Regions from separate parts of the Mus musculus genome. Here region 2 is linked to region 1. Evidence: chromatin contacts called from ENCODE Hi-C data. All regions are on one chromosome and are shown on one strand. The core of a region is the stretch at or near the end of the contact, and the rest is flanking DNA. Distances in the headings are between cores, read along the strand shown.

Evidence for each region. A loop is a pair of places that touch in the nucleus more often than their neighbours do.
Region 2: a map of adrenal gland shows a loop between it and region 1 (2.8-fold over the local background). The contact joins two enhancer-like sites. A Hi-C loop is called at or near these places in 7 of 37 maps with a recorded cell type or tissue (T-helper 1 cell, adrenal gland, gastrocnemius and 1 more).

What each region holds. Positions count from the first base shown.
Region 1 is chr14:25,562,151-25,569,206 of GRCm38, reverse strand. The region is part of intron 3 of Zmiz1 (zinc finger, MIZ-type containing 1); the gene reads right to left. Among named protein-coding and RNA genes, the nearest start is that of 4931406H21Rik, 21 kb to the left of the region's middle. Within about 2 kb of position 3,755, at least 2 of the 3 ENCODE cell types and tissues checked have a DNase peak (open chromatin) inside an H3K27ac peak, as active enhancers do; they include heart, where a contact is called at or near this core.
Region 2 is chr14:25,392,502-25,399,557 of GRCm38, reverse strand. All of the region lies in intron 1 of Zmiz1os1 (a long non-coding RNA gene), which reads left to right. Among named protein-coding and RNA genes, the nearest start is that of Gm32645, 5.7 kb to the left of the region's middle. Within about 2 kb of position 4,522, at least 1 of the 3 ENCODE cell types and tissues checked has a DNase peak (open chromatin) inside an H3K27ac peak, as active enhancers do; it is heart, where a contact is called at or near this core.

The DNA of each region.
Region 1 (7,056 bases), core at 2,506-5,005:
TCTAGGCAGGTATGGTGCAAGAGGAGCTGAGAGTTCCAAGTCTTCATCCAAAGGCTGCTAGTTGCAAGACTGACTTCCAGGCCACTAGGGTGAGGATCTTATGCCCACACCCACAGTGACACACCTACTCCAACCAGGTCACACCTATTCCAACAAGGCCATACCTCTAAATAGTGCCACTCCCTGGTCCAAGAATATACAAACCATCACAATTCCATAAGATCTGGCTGTAGGGGGCTGGAGAGATGGCTCATTAAAAGCACTGACTGCTCTTCCAGAGGACCCAGGTTCAATTTCCAGCACCCACACAGCAGCTCATAACTGTCTAACTTCAAGATCTGACACCCCCACACAGACATACACGGAGGCAAAACATCAATGCACACAGAAGAAAAATACATTGAAAAGAAAAAGATTGGATTATAGATAGAAGATCCTGTGGCTATTATTTTCTTAGTTGGTGATTGTGGGTAGTGTCACCCCTGGGCAGGTGGTCCTGGGTTCTATAAGAAAGCAAGTTGAGCAAGCCATAAGAGCAACCCAGTAAGTAAGCAGCCCCCTTCACTGTGTCTGTGTCAGCCCTCTCCCACCCCTGTTTGATTTTCTACCTTGGCTTCCCTCAATGGGCTGTGACTCAGTGTATGGAAGCTAAATAAACTCTTCCCTCCCCAAGTTGCTTTTGGTCATGATGTTTTATCACAGCAATAGTAACCTGACTAAGACCATTGGTCCAGCCATCCCCACATCCCTACACCCATCCCCACATTGTGTTTCCATCTGCTCCATCTTGTGCTTCTGCTTGCCCGGGAATCCCAAGATCCCCAGTGCTGGGGCCAGCAGTATGCTCGTGAACTGACTCTTGGCGTGTGTTCATAATCGCAGCATTTGGATGGTTGAAGCAGGACAATCAGAGTCTGACAGAGACTGCAATATTCCCACATTGTAGGTGAGGAAACTGTGACTCTGTTTACAGTTGATCCTGTAAGAGCCAGAGCAGAATCCTGGGTTCCCTGTTCCAACCTATGAGACAGGTTCTGGGGAGTGCCTAGGGGGTCCCTGCTGGAGGCTATGAGGGGTGCAGCACACCCTGGCACCTTCCGGGGTGCCTCATGCAGAGGCTGTCTCCTCCTCTCTGCATACTTGCAGAGAGCCTCAGCTAGCACTCCAGTGACACAGAGATAAACCACAGGGAAGGCAGAGATAAGGGGTAGAAGTGGACCCATGGAACACCATCGGACAGGTTATCTTGGTTCTTGGCCTGTGAATGATCATCTCACTCTAAACATGGGCAAATAATGGCAGCCAGGATTCCTGTAAAGTGTATGTTTTCTAGGGCTGGAGAAGTGGCTCAATGGTTAGGAACATTTGCTATTCTTGCAGAGGACCTGAGTTTGGTTCTTAGCAACATGTGATGGCTCACAACTATCTGTAACTCCAGTTTTATGAGATCTGACGCGCTTTTCTGGCTCCTCAGGTATCTGGTGTGCATGTGAGATATATATATATATATTCAGCCAAACACACATACATATACGGTGTGTGTGTGTGTGTGTGTGTGTGTGTGTGTGGCTGACTTCTAAAGCTGGCTAGGACAAGGGTAGTGAGCCAAAGAAGCCCAGAAAGTCAAATCCAGGTCATCCGAGTGACTGGCTGGGGACCCAGAAAGGAAGCACAAAGAAACCCCAGGCCTGAAATACCAGCACCCAGCTCAGAGCCTGTAACCAACCAGGAAAAGACCTCCATGGGCATACCAGCCAGCAGGGGGCACTCTAGACAAACCACAGCATCCTGAGGGCCAGATGCTGACTCCAGACTCTCAAGTCCTCTGAACACCTCTACCTTCTCCATCATTTTAAAAGCTCGAAGGTGTCCTGCACTCTAAAATACAGGAGGGCCTTGTGCAGTCGTCCCTGGCTTCAAAGCTTCAGTTTCTCCATGGATAGGAGACAAGAGTCACTGGTGGCTCCACCAAGTTCTGCCTCCAAGGAGGATCTTCCAGGAAGGCCATGCCATTTAGGACCAGGAACTCAGAGAGGTCTTGACACATGCTTGCACATATCGATATCTTCGGTAGCCTAAGGATGCTCTGCCCACCCACGGAAGCTTCTAGCAAGTATGAGGAGCTTGCACATCCCTGGTCAGCAACCTTTCAGCCCCAAGGCTGCTTTTCCCTTATGAACGCTGTCAAGACCCCAGGCCTCACTTCAGGAGGCAAATAGCAAAGAGACAGACAGTACCACTCTAGATCAGGCTAACCTCCACAGGGTCTCTGGATTCAAAGGTCTTCAGGATACCTGTGGGCAAAGTTGTTCCCAACTTGACAGTCCATTTGATTTTGTTTTGGGGAACCCAAAACCCATAATGATTTTGTCCTAGATGACATGGTCTATATCTGTCCAGGTCTGGGCTCCATCTTATGGAATCAAGGTGTGACCTGGCTGGGCTTCCAACACTTGTGAGACTCATAGGACATCAGAGAGGTAACTGTCAGGAGACATTACAGACAACAGGAACAACAGAGGGAGTCCCTGCCCTCCTCCCCAAATACAATCTCATTGTAGTTCAGACTGGTTTCAAATTCATGGGGAATCCTCCTGCCTCAGTGCTGGTATTACAGTTATCTAGCTATTATATATTTTCATTTATAAAATAAAAGCTGAAGAAAGAGGCCCACACAGCACACTCCTTTACATTTATTTTTTCCAGATGGGGTCTTTGTATGTAGCCCAGGCTGGCCTTGAATCCATGAAGCTCTTGTTTGAGCTTCTTGAAACATTATACTTAGTTGAGGTGTCACTTTGAAACTGCTTGTATCAATAGTAGAGAATGGGGGCCAATAACACAGGAATGAACAGAGATGGCAGGCCTGAATTCCACACTGCAAGGTGCAAGGACTTGAAAGCTAAGGGTCTAGGGCCTGAGGAGAGGTTAGCACCAGGCAGGAAAAGGGGGTGGGGCATGGAAGGGACAGCCTGGCTTCTGTACACACTGTTTTCACTGGCTGCCCAGTTCCGAGGCAAAGCCTTTGAGAGATGAAGTGCAAGGCTGCCAGCGGGGCTAAGCTAGAAACCTCTGCCTTTCTAGCCATTAGCATGCTGCTCTTTCCATGTCCCCCCAAGACCGGTGGCCACAGTCTCCTGCGTACTCCTATCTCAAGCCATGGCTGGGTCCCAAATGAAGCCCTTGTTCCATCCCATTGGTCCAAAGCCAGTGGTTTGCAAGGCCACCCAGAACCCCATCACAGCACCCTGTTGTCAGGAAGCGGCAAGCCGTTGGCGGCCAGCAGAGGTCGCCCCACTGCCACAGAAGCACCACTCAGCTGTGTTTGCCTCCAGGTGCCTTTAGACAAAACCATCAGTGGAAGCAGCTCTAGCACCCAGGCAGGACCTGGCTCTCTACCAACCAAGAACCTGGTACCAACCTGGTAGCCTTTTCCAGTCTGCTGCCCTCTGATTAAGTGTGGACTCAATCAGGAAACTTTTCTGTGGTCCTGCCATCCCTGTCCTTGTGTCTTTCTAGTTAGCCTGGGGGGGTCTACAGTGGGTGGGTACCTGCTCTGCTACCCTCCCACTGTGTGAACAGGGCAAGAAGCTGGGCCTCAGTTTGTATATCTGTAAAATGAAGGCCTGGGCTAGCCATCCTCTGGCAGCCTGCCAAACGCCAGAATCCAAGGGCTCCAGCTGCCTGGAAACTCCACCTCAGTAGGAGCAGCACATTCAACTTTAAAATCCAAAGGTTCTGCCCAAGCGGTGGAGCCCGTAGCCTGGAAAACTCCCGGAAAGCCTCTTCCACCACTCCACCAACCCCCTGCCAGATGGCCCAACGCCCCAGGCACTGCCTCTCTTGAAGCTATGCCTGACCAGAGACCATTACATGTATGGAAGTTTTTAGCTGGTGACATGGTAGTCAGGCTGAGTCTTCCCGATTTCCAGGGGTGGTCGTGCTGGGAGAAGTTTCTGTTGACAGTATCATCTCCTGGCAACGCTCAGGTCAAGCTGGCCCCGTGCACTTAAAGCCTCCTGGAGAATGAACTGCAGAGAGCTGAAGGGGGACTAAGAAGCCAACCTCTTCAGCTACACCAGTGGAAAACAGTGGACAGAAGCCTCAAACAGGCGAGAACTCATCTGGCTGTCTTACATATAGGGTCTTTCCCTGGACACAGGGGTAGAGAATTTTTACTGTACAGTGGGCACTCGGAGCACCCCAGTGTGGGAAGAGCACCTCACAACCATCTTACAAATACTGTGTTTTCTTTTCCCACTTCTCAGGCCTAGCGAGTAAACCCGAGCGTCTCCAGGTAAAGGTGTTTTCACACGGCACACACATCTACGTACCCCTCTGCACTCTCCATAGCTGGTATGTGCACACATGGGCTGTTGGCCCAGATGCACTGGAGCACACACATCTCCTGACAGCTTGCACAGGCAAGTAGCACATCTCTGGGGAGCTGTGTGAGCAACGGTGTGCAGAAATGATTCAATCACCATGCACATCTGCAGCGCGAGTTGGGGGAGGGGGGAGGGGGACTGGCAGCAGGGCTGGGAGACTCTGCCCATAGCTTGACTGGAGGCTGTGTTTTGAAACAGGACCAGGGGGACAACCTTGCTCTGGCAAGAAAGAAAAAAAACAAAGAAAGAAAGAAAGAAAGAAAGAAAGAAAGAAAGAAAGAGGAAAGGAAAGGAAAGGAAAGGAAAGGAAGAAAAAAGAAAGAGGGAGGGAGGAAGGGAAGGAAGAAGGGAGGGAATGAGGGGTGGGGAGGGGGAAGGAGGGAAAGAGAGAGAGGAAACATAGAAGCCAGACTTTAGGGTACCACCCCAATCTATTCCTCCAGCAGTGTGGTGGTTTGAATATGCTTGGCCCAGGGAGTGGCACTACTTGGAGGTGTGGACTTGTTGGAAGAAGTGAGTCATTGTGGGTATGGGCATTAAGGCCCTCATCCTAGCTGCCTGGAAGCCAGTCTTTTCCTAGTGGCCTTCAGATGAAGATGTAGAACTCTGAGCTCCTCCTGTACCATGCCTGCCTGGAGGCTTCCATGCTTCCATCTTGAAGATAATGGACTGACCCTCTGATCCTGATGCCAGGCCCAATTAAATGTTGTCATTTATAAGAGTTGACTTGGTCATGGTGCCTGTTCACAGCAGTAAAACCCTAAGACAAGCAGCTTTAGAATTTTAGGGGGACAGAGGTCATGGAGCTTGGTCCTCTCCTAGCCTGTCCCCCTCCTCCCACTGCTCTTAGCCCACATCCCAAGCCCCTCACTTGGGTGGCTCGCTGCCTCCTAGTCTGAGGTCTGAACATATTGCTACAGCTGTGACTTGGCCTGCCCTTGGGTCAGACTGCCTGCCCTTTCACCGCTAAAGGTCCAGCAAAGTGTAGTTGGCAAGTGACACTACTCACTCACTCTACTCCAGTCCCCTCAGTGTCACTGTCACACACCTGTCTCCCCTTCAGCCAGGATGGCTGACAGTTATGCATCTTGAAGCCCATACCCCAAATGTGCTCATGCAGTGGACCGACGAGGGTGAATGCTATGGCTAAGGTACTGAGACTGAAACCTTAGTTGTAACTGGGGGATCTTGGGCCTGGCTGGTACCGGCCACTTAGGACAGTGTCCTTAAGGAGTGATACGTGTCCCACGGGTGAAAAGAATGACTTCAGGTAGCCTCTGTGCAAACCTTTTCCATTTTCACAGTGAAGTCTTGGTCTAGGAAAATGACCAAGGGTGAGCTCACAGGTCTTATTTATGATGGAGTTAAACTACTTATCTAATGGCTGACCTAAGTGAGCTCAAAGGTCATTTTAAATGTAGTCTTAGTTGAGAGTTGGGTAGGATGTAGTGGTGGGGAATGAGGTAAGGGAAGCTCTGATGTCGACCTCCACCCTCCTCATCTTAAAGGAGAGGTCATGGAAGCTCAGAGAACCACCTGGGAAGCAAAGGCAGGCGAGGGAGGGGGCAACTGTTTCTTCGGTGGTCTACTCCAGGGGAGGCTGGAAGACAGGCAGACAGGAGCCAGAGAAGTGAGGAAGCTTCAGGCAGCTGCTGGGGACCAGCTGTCCTTCTCGAGAGCAAGCAGTGAGGACAGGCCCTGAGCAGGCAGGAGATCCGCATAGGGTCGGGTTCCAGTGGGTGGTGGGCTGGGAGCCAGGCCTTCCTGACTGTGGGCTTCGGGAAAGCTCTTTCACCTCCCGAGCCTGTGACTTTTTATGGGAGGACAAGAAATCTCCTCCCTTCCCTGCTGGGCTAAGGGACTGAGCAAGCAGAGATACTTAGGAGACAGGTTTCTGAAAGACCCACACCTGCTTCCTCTAGCGAAGCAGCGAGCACTCCATGACCAGGCTCCGTAAGGCCAGCGGTTCAAGGTGCTGTGGCTCCATTCTGGAGGTCTCTGGAAGGATGGGGCTTCTTTTCTCAGTGACCCAATCTCCCAAGCACCCACCCTGTCCACGGAAGCATCCACTGCTGATGTTGGTTAAAGAAAAATAAGTATAGCCTCCGCCTTTCAGGTTCCTGGAAGGCAGCCCCACTTGGCTGTGTCTGACATTCTGCCCCGGACTGAATGCTACTCTAGAGGAATGACACACACTGGCTCTGAGAAAGGTCACCACTGTCCCCACCCACACTAGGTTGAGGACTGCAGCTATATCTGGGTTCTTTGTCCTTTGGGCACAGGATGCCTTCAAAGCCATGCAGTGCCCTCAAGTCAAGCGCTCTGTCCCCTCTGGGCACATTCTAGGTTTTTGACTCTGCACACCCCATACCCCTACACACAATATGCAAAGAAAGGCTGGTCCAGCCTTAGACAAGGCACTTGGGGCTCTCCTTCTCTGACAGAACCAGTCCCCCCACTGAGCCTGCAGGGAGCAGACATTAAGTTCTCTGTGTCACCTCACTTGATGTCAGCTCTGTTATGACTTAAGTTTCAGTTATCACGGGCTGGCCACTGAGAGGAAACTGAGGCTCTGAGGGCCTCTCAAGACGCAGTGACCTGCTTAAGGCCCCAGTGCTGAGAAGTGGTGCCGGGATTCTGCCCCTGCTCTGACCACAAGGGCCTCTGC
Region 2 (7,056 bases), core at 3,273-5,772, 170 kb after region 1:
TGTGTACACATGGCTGTGTCAGAGTATAACTAACATCTGTGTGCAAGGAGCTTATCTGTCGAGCTGGGAGGGGGGGGGGTTATGGTTTGCTGTAGAGCGGGGTTCTCCTCATCACCGGAACCCAGCCCCTGGTTCTTTGAGAGGCTCCTGTGAGGGAAGGTACAGTGTAGGGCAGCTGAGTATGCTCAGCCTTGCCAGTGTGTTTGCTGACAAACATGGGTGGGCACTGCCTCTGCCCTCTAGGGGTGTGAGTAACTTGGAAGGGTCTAAATGCAGAGCCCCACTTGAGGACAGAAAGAGGCCCAAGTGTGCTTCCTGAATGCACAACATGTGTGACCCAAGGCCTGTCCTTGCCTCCCCAACACCCCCCCCACACACACACACACATACACACACACAGCATCTTAGGCAGGGAGCTTTCCAGTCTTCCATGTGCTTTCTGCCTCTGCTCTCGGGACAGATGAAGATACTCCAGGAACAAGGGACCAAGTGGGATCTGGCCTACCTGTCCCTACCTGCCCCTCACCTGGGGACTGGCGCTGCTCTGTTTCCTCTTGGCCTTGATTTCAGCCTTTGAATTCTCTACCAGATAGATGACAGTTGCCACTAACCGGGATGGAAGCCAGTGCAGTTGGGGATGGCAGGGGGACGACATCTTTGCAAGTGTTCTCCGGTCACATGGACCTGGGCTAGGTTGGGCAGTGTGACCTTACACAGCTCATTTCTTATTTTGGGACCTTTCTCCCTTCCATTTGCAAAAAAATATCCTCAGGAAGAAATGAGAAGGGCCCAAGCTGTTCTAGCACCTAGAAAAGGTGTCACACACAGTAAGTGGCTCTTGCTGTCCTCCCCTGGACACTGAGCTGGTTATAACAGGCTTAGTGTCTTTTCCAAAGGGGTAGGTGAAAAAATTCTCATGTTAGAGGTGCTGGCTAGGTGTCTCTCCCTTGCAGCTAGCTAGCCCTGTCAACCTGGAGTCCTATTCTTTAGGCCGAATGTCAGGCTTTGAGTCCCAGGTTCATCTCTGTGTGTTTATGAAAGGGGGCTTGCTCCCTGAAGGCAAGTGGTTTCCACCTTTCTCCATGATCTTCATGGGTGCCTGGCACAACCTCAAATTTAGTGGCAAAGAAGGACTGGTGTGTTGTATACAAATGCCCTGAGCAGGGAGCTAGAGTTTGTTCCCATGATCCTCTTGGTGATAAGGAAACTGAGGCACGGGAGGAGGGGCTGTGTGGGGTAGATAGGAGATTCAGTGGGCAGGAATAGGAAAGGCTGGCTTGGAACCTGGGCCAGAGAGGAAGCAGGGACCCAAGGGGAGGAGGGACCAGCCTGCAGTGAAAGACTGGACAGTAGAGGAGAGGGCTGGGGTGAGTGGGGATCCCCAGGCCGAGGCTAACAGCATCTGGTGGCCTGGGAGTGCAAGCGAACCCACATTTGATGTGGTGTGACAGTTTCTGAGTGTCTGGGATGATCCAGGCTCCCTGCTCAGCACTCATTCATTCCATAGTCACCCCCAGCCCCCACCCTGTGCTCGGTTGCTGGTGTTGCCAGGCAGGCTGCTGCCTAGCGCTGTTCTTTGGTCATCTGGGGCCAGGGCCCTGGGATAAGACTCAGTCCCACAGGCACAGCATGCCTCAAGGCTGCAGGTGGCCTTTGTGGCCTCTGTGCCCTGGCTTTGTTTTCCCCAAGTGGCTACACAGAGGGAGGAGGGAGGCTGGGCGGCCTTTGCATGTGGCAGCAAATTTGGGCCATTGATTTCCATTTATTTCCTGCTCAAATGATCCAGGCCGGCTGCTGCTGGGGGTGGGGGTGGAGGGGGGTGCTCTTTAGCATTTTAAGTTTGCAGATAATTGGAGGAAAATAACTCCAATAATGAAATCTCTGCTGGATCACATTCTGATACGTGACAAATCAATTCATTTATGATACCTTCTTTGTCACACTGAGCCATTCTGGCGCTCAGTGGAAACCTCCTAAATTAATAAAACTGTTAAATCCATGAAACCCTCCGTTCTGAGCTGCACATCGCAGCACAAGTTTGAATCATTAAGGGAATAAAACTGATAAATGTGAGTGGGGGAGTGCCTTTGTCTGGAGAGGGGCCGGCTTTCAGGGCAGATAATTGTCTTCAGGGCCCATACAGCCTCACTGGGGTAGCAGGGGGCGGGGCGGGGGTGGGGCCAGGCACACTTTGAGGGTGGAAACCAGTCTTGACCTTACCAGCGTCTGGAACAGGCTGCTTCAGTAGTGAATTGTGTAGCTTCAAGCTTTTTAAAAGAAAGTATGATTTAATAGCAAAGAGAGAATATAAAGCCCTTATTGAACTCTGTCAAATTTGACTTGGCTTGGCAGGGGATTTTTTTCCAAAATGACTACGCTTGTCAGATCCCAAACTGTTCAGGGAGGCGTGGTTTAATAAATAGGGCGGAGGTGGGTGGGGCTGAGCTCAGGCAGGCTGAGTGGCCTCTTAGCTAATCTTCTTGTTAGCTGCACGTCCCTGAGCAGGCTGCTGGGCATCTCTGGGCTTCTGTTTTCTCAACTGTGACTTGGGAGCTGGGAGGAGGACCCTACAGCGATGAGTGTATAAGATGTACAGGAAAGTGCAGTGTAAACTGTCACGTGCGAGGCAGGGGTCAGTGAATGGTGTTTTCTGTGAATGGTCCCTGGAAGTTAAGGGATTCTGCAGTTCTTGACACACCAGGATAGATTGCTGTTGCTGTTGTTGTTGTTGGGTTAGATGTAGGTGTTACATGATTGTGATGGGATCTGCTGTGTGCTTCTGTGCAATATCCTACACTGATGTCTATTCCTTCGCATGTACACAGAACTAGCAGAGTCCTTGTATCCCAGCATCCCTCATTTAGTGTGGCTTGGCTCTCAAGCAGGGAGCAAGGAGGCCTGCACCCAAGATGCCAGCAGAGGCACCTCATTTCCTGCCCAGACAACCCAGTTCACAGATGCTTAAAGGACTGGGCCAGGAAGGGCAGGTGGGAACCCTTGGCCCTAAGCGACTGCTTTGCTTACCTCTTACTGCAACAAATCTGGAAATTTCCTGAAGACACCTGAGCCTTCCTCTACTTTAACTTCCTCTAGAGTCCTCTTTAACCGAGATCCCTGGAATGGTTGGAGTAGCCAGCCCCATCCTTGTCACTTGTGGGTTGTGAACCTACAACCCGAGAAACCTTTTGTGTTGTACAACACTCATTTATATGTTATGCGTGCATAATTGAACAAAATTTAAGGAGACTGCACTTGTCTTCAGTTCAGGAAATGCATGTGAGTCTACTCTATTTTAATCTTCTAGCTTTTATTCTACTCTAGTCTCTCTCTGTGTCTCTGTCTCTGTCTCTCTCTCTGTATAGTGATGTGCGCATGTGCATGCTTGAATGTGTGTATGTTTCTGTGCACATGCACATGAGGACTGACGTTAGCATTTATGGGCTTCCTTGATTGTTCCCTACTTTATATATTGGCACTGGGTCTCTCACTTAATCCAAAGTTCTTCAGTTCCAACTGGTCTAGTTAGCCTTGTCCTGAGGAACCCCCTGCCCGATCTCTGCCTCCTGAGTGGCAGGATTACAGATGGCTACCATGCTTGCTTGGCTATTATGTGGGTTTGGGGGATGCAAACTCTAGTCCTTATGTTTGCATGGTTAGCTTTTATCCACTGAGCCATTTTTATTTATTTTTAAATATGTAATTATGTGTGTGTGTGTGTGTGTGTGTGTGTGTGTGTGTGTGTGTGTGTGTGTGTGTGACATTCAAGTAGGAGCCTTTGGCGGTCAGAAGAGTTTTGGATCCCCAGGAACTGGAGCTACAAATGGTTGTGGGCCACCATGTGGGTGCTGGGAACCCAATGTCTGTCCTCTGTTAGCGTAATAAATGCTTTTAACCACTGCACTGTCTTTCCAGCTCCTGTTCTTGGTCTTTAAAATGATGCCTTGGTCCACTAAATTATCTATCTGTGCTACTAGTGGATGTGACCCACAGTTTAGAGAATTTGGATCTGGCCCGCTGCTCACCTTTTTGACAAGGGACTTGAGCATGAGTGCCATCCAGCCCAGCCATGTTACTGTATGGGCTGTGCCTGCCCGACTCCTGAAGGCATATGCCCCTCACTGCTGTAGTTGTCTGGTAACCCTGAGTTCTCTCACAGCCTTCCCACTGGTCACTCTGTGTAGGACCCAGGACCTATAGATGGAGATGGACTGTCACCATCAGCTCCACTCTACCTTCTTGAACAAAGGATGGAAGTGACAAGGTGGCTCAGCTACCCTCTCTGCTTCAGAGAGATCAGAGAAGGTGGGGGCAGGGAGCCCATGTCCCCGATATAATGAGCCGCGTGGCCACAAACCTGACAAGTCTTTGCTCTGCAGCATCAGGAATCCCTGGCAGCCACCAACACAAGCGCTAATTGCCAGCTTGGGCAAGGACGGCAGCCCTGACATCCATATCAATTATGGCCACTGGCCATGCCTGGGAGACAAAGGTCTCAGAGGCTGTCAGGCTCCAGTGTCAGAGCTCTGTCTGCCAAAGAAGACACAGAGACAATAGCCACCTATCACTACTCACTGCCTTGGCAGGCTGTGCCTGGGTGGGGTAGAGCCGAGCCTGACAGGTGAGGGGCCAAAGCAAGACAGCCAGGCTGTCTTACTGCTTGGACACGATGCTTCTCACACGAGTATGTGTGTGTGTGTGTGTGTGTGTGTGTGTGTGAACTCATGGGGGGCGGGGGAAATTGCTGGTTCAACTTTTGATTCATTCTGGTGAAAGTTTCCTGTGGGGAAATGGAAATGAACTTGGAAACATCCCCACTGGTGTTATCTACTTCCTCTTCCTCTTCTTCCTCCTCCTCCTCCTTCTCAGATTTATTTATTTTATGTTTATGACTGCTGTATTTGCATGTATACCTGCATGCCAATAGTGGGCATCAGATCCCATTACAGATGGTTGTGAGCCACCATGTGGTTGCTGGGAATTGAACTCAGGACCTCTGGAAGAGCAGCCAGTGCTCTTAACCATCTCTCCAGCCTCTTCTCCCTCATTAGTGATTTTTATGCTGAGAGCTGTGTGGAGGGGACAGAGGCCTAGTGGTGGCTTTTAGGACCGCTGGCCATGGTCCTGCACAGTGCGTTTGCTAACTCAGGTTGGGGTGAACTTTGAGTATTGGGACTCCAGTGTTGAAGAGCATCCAAATAACTTGGAAAGATGTTGGTCACCCTTGTCTGTTTCTGATTAGTGTCCCTGGGGTGGGGTGTAAGCAAGCCCTTACTAAGCACCCAGGTCTGGCCTTAGGCCATGGTTCTCAGCCTGTAGGTTGTGACCTCTTTGTCACACTTCTATCTCTAAAAATGTTTACATTACAATCCATAAGGTAAGCAACTTACAGATATGAAGTAGCAATGAAAATAATTTTAATGGGGGTCACCACAGCATGAGCAACTTCATTAAAAGGTCACAGCATCAGGAAGGCTGGGAATCACTCCCTCAGGCCAATGTATCCCATGACAGTTAGGAATGCGGCCCAATACAAAATCATTAATGTACTTAAAACATTATGACTTTTTTTTGCGTGCACATATGTTTATGTGTGTGGCTGTGCACATGTATGTTCCAGTGAATATGCATGTGTGTGTGTGCATATGGAAACCGGAGGTCAGTATGATATGTCTTCTACAACTTCTCTTTCCACTTCATTTTCTGAGGAGTCTGTTTCTGAGCTTGCTCTTTCTCTGCTAGGCTGTCTGTCTGTCCATCTGTCTCTACTCAAGCCCTGTCACTTTTAGCACTGAGGTCTCAGATGTGCACAGCCGGGCTCATTTTTATGTGAGTGCTGGAAAACCAGACTTAGGCCCTCTTGCTTGTGTAGTAAGCACCCTCAGCAAGTCACCATCTTAGCCTCCTGGATGGTACGTCTCTGTGTCTGACTTATCGGCGTGTAATGCTTCAGGGGGCATGGCTCTCTAGCGACATCTCTTTCCCATTGATAAGGAGTATTCTAGTGCTTTCTGTCTCCAGTTCTCAAACATTTGCACTGCTTCCAAGGTGTGACGATTCCACATAATCCTATGTCCAACACTTATGGACCATCCTTTTGTGTGGTTGTAGATTTCCATTTCTTCCTGGACTCATACCGCAGGGTTATATGGTCAGTGGACACTGTTTAAGGAATTATCCGGCGCTCCTCCAACATGGCAATTGCAGCCTGGTGTGGTGGCACACTCTGGAATCCTGGCATTCCCGAGATTGAGGCAGAAGGCGCAAGGGTTCAAGGGCAGCTCTGGTTACAAAGTGAGACCCCATCTCACAAGACAAAACAAGGCCAAGCACAACAGTAAGTCCGTAGTTCTGCATGCTCACTATCAGTGGGTGAAGGTTTCAGTTTCTCTACCTTCTCTCTAACGCCTGTTGCTTCCTGCTTTTTAAGTTTTTTTAATTTAGTTAGAGCCATTTTTTATAAGGTACATGAGGTGTCTCCTGTGGTTTTCCTTCATGTTCCCCTTTGACTAATGACAGTGAGCTGCTTCTCGTGGACTAGTGGTTCATTTGTTTCTCTTTGGTAACAAGCTTATTTCTCTGTCCATCCGTCCCTCTCTCCCTCCCTCCCTCTTTCTTTCTATTCCTTTGGGAATTGAACTCAAGGCCCCCCGGAACGCTATGCATAGGCTCCACCATTGAGCTAACCCTGCTCTGGTTGTTTGTTTCATTGAGATGTAGATTTTCTTTGTATATCCTCAATATGTCTCCTTCACTATTAGTTTTTATTTGCAAGCGTTTTCTTCCTATTTGTAGTTGTCTTTTCACTTCCTTTTCAAAAGAAATATGTTTATTTTGGGCATTGGGGTAGCAGTGTGTGATGGTTTGTATATTCGTGGTCCAGGAGTGGCACTATTAGGAGGTGTGGCCTTGTCGGAGTAGATGTGGCCTTGGAGTGGGTGTGGCTTTGATGGAGTGGGTGTGGCCTTGTTGGAGTAGGTGTGTTGCTGTGGGCGTGGCTTTAAATTCTTAGTCCTAGATGCCTAGATGCCAGTTTTCTAGCTGCCTACAGAACAAGAG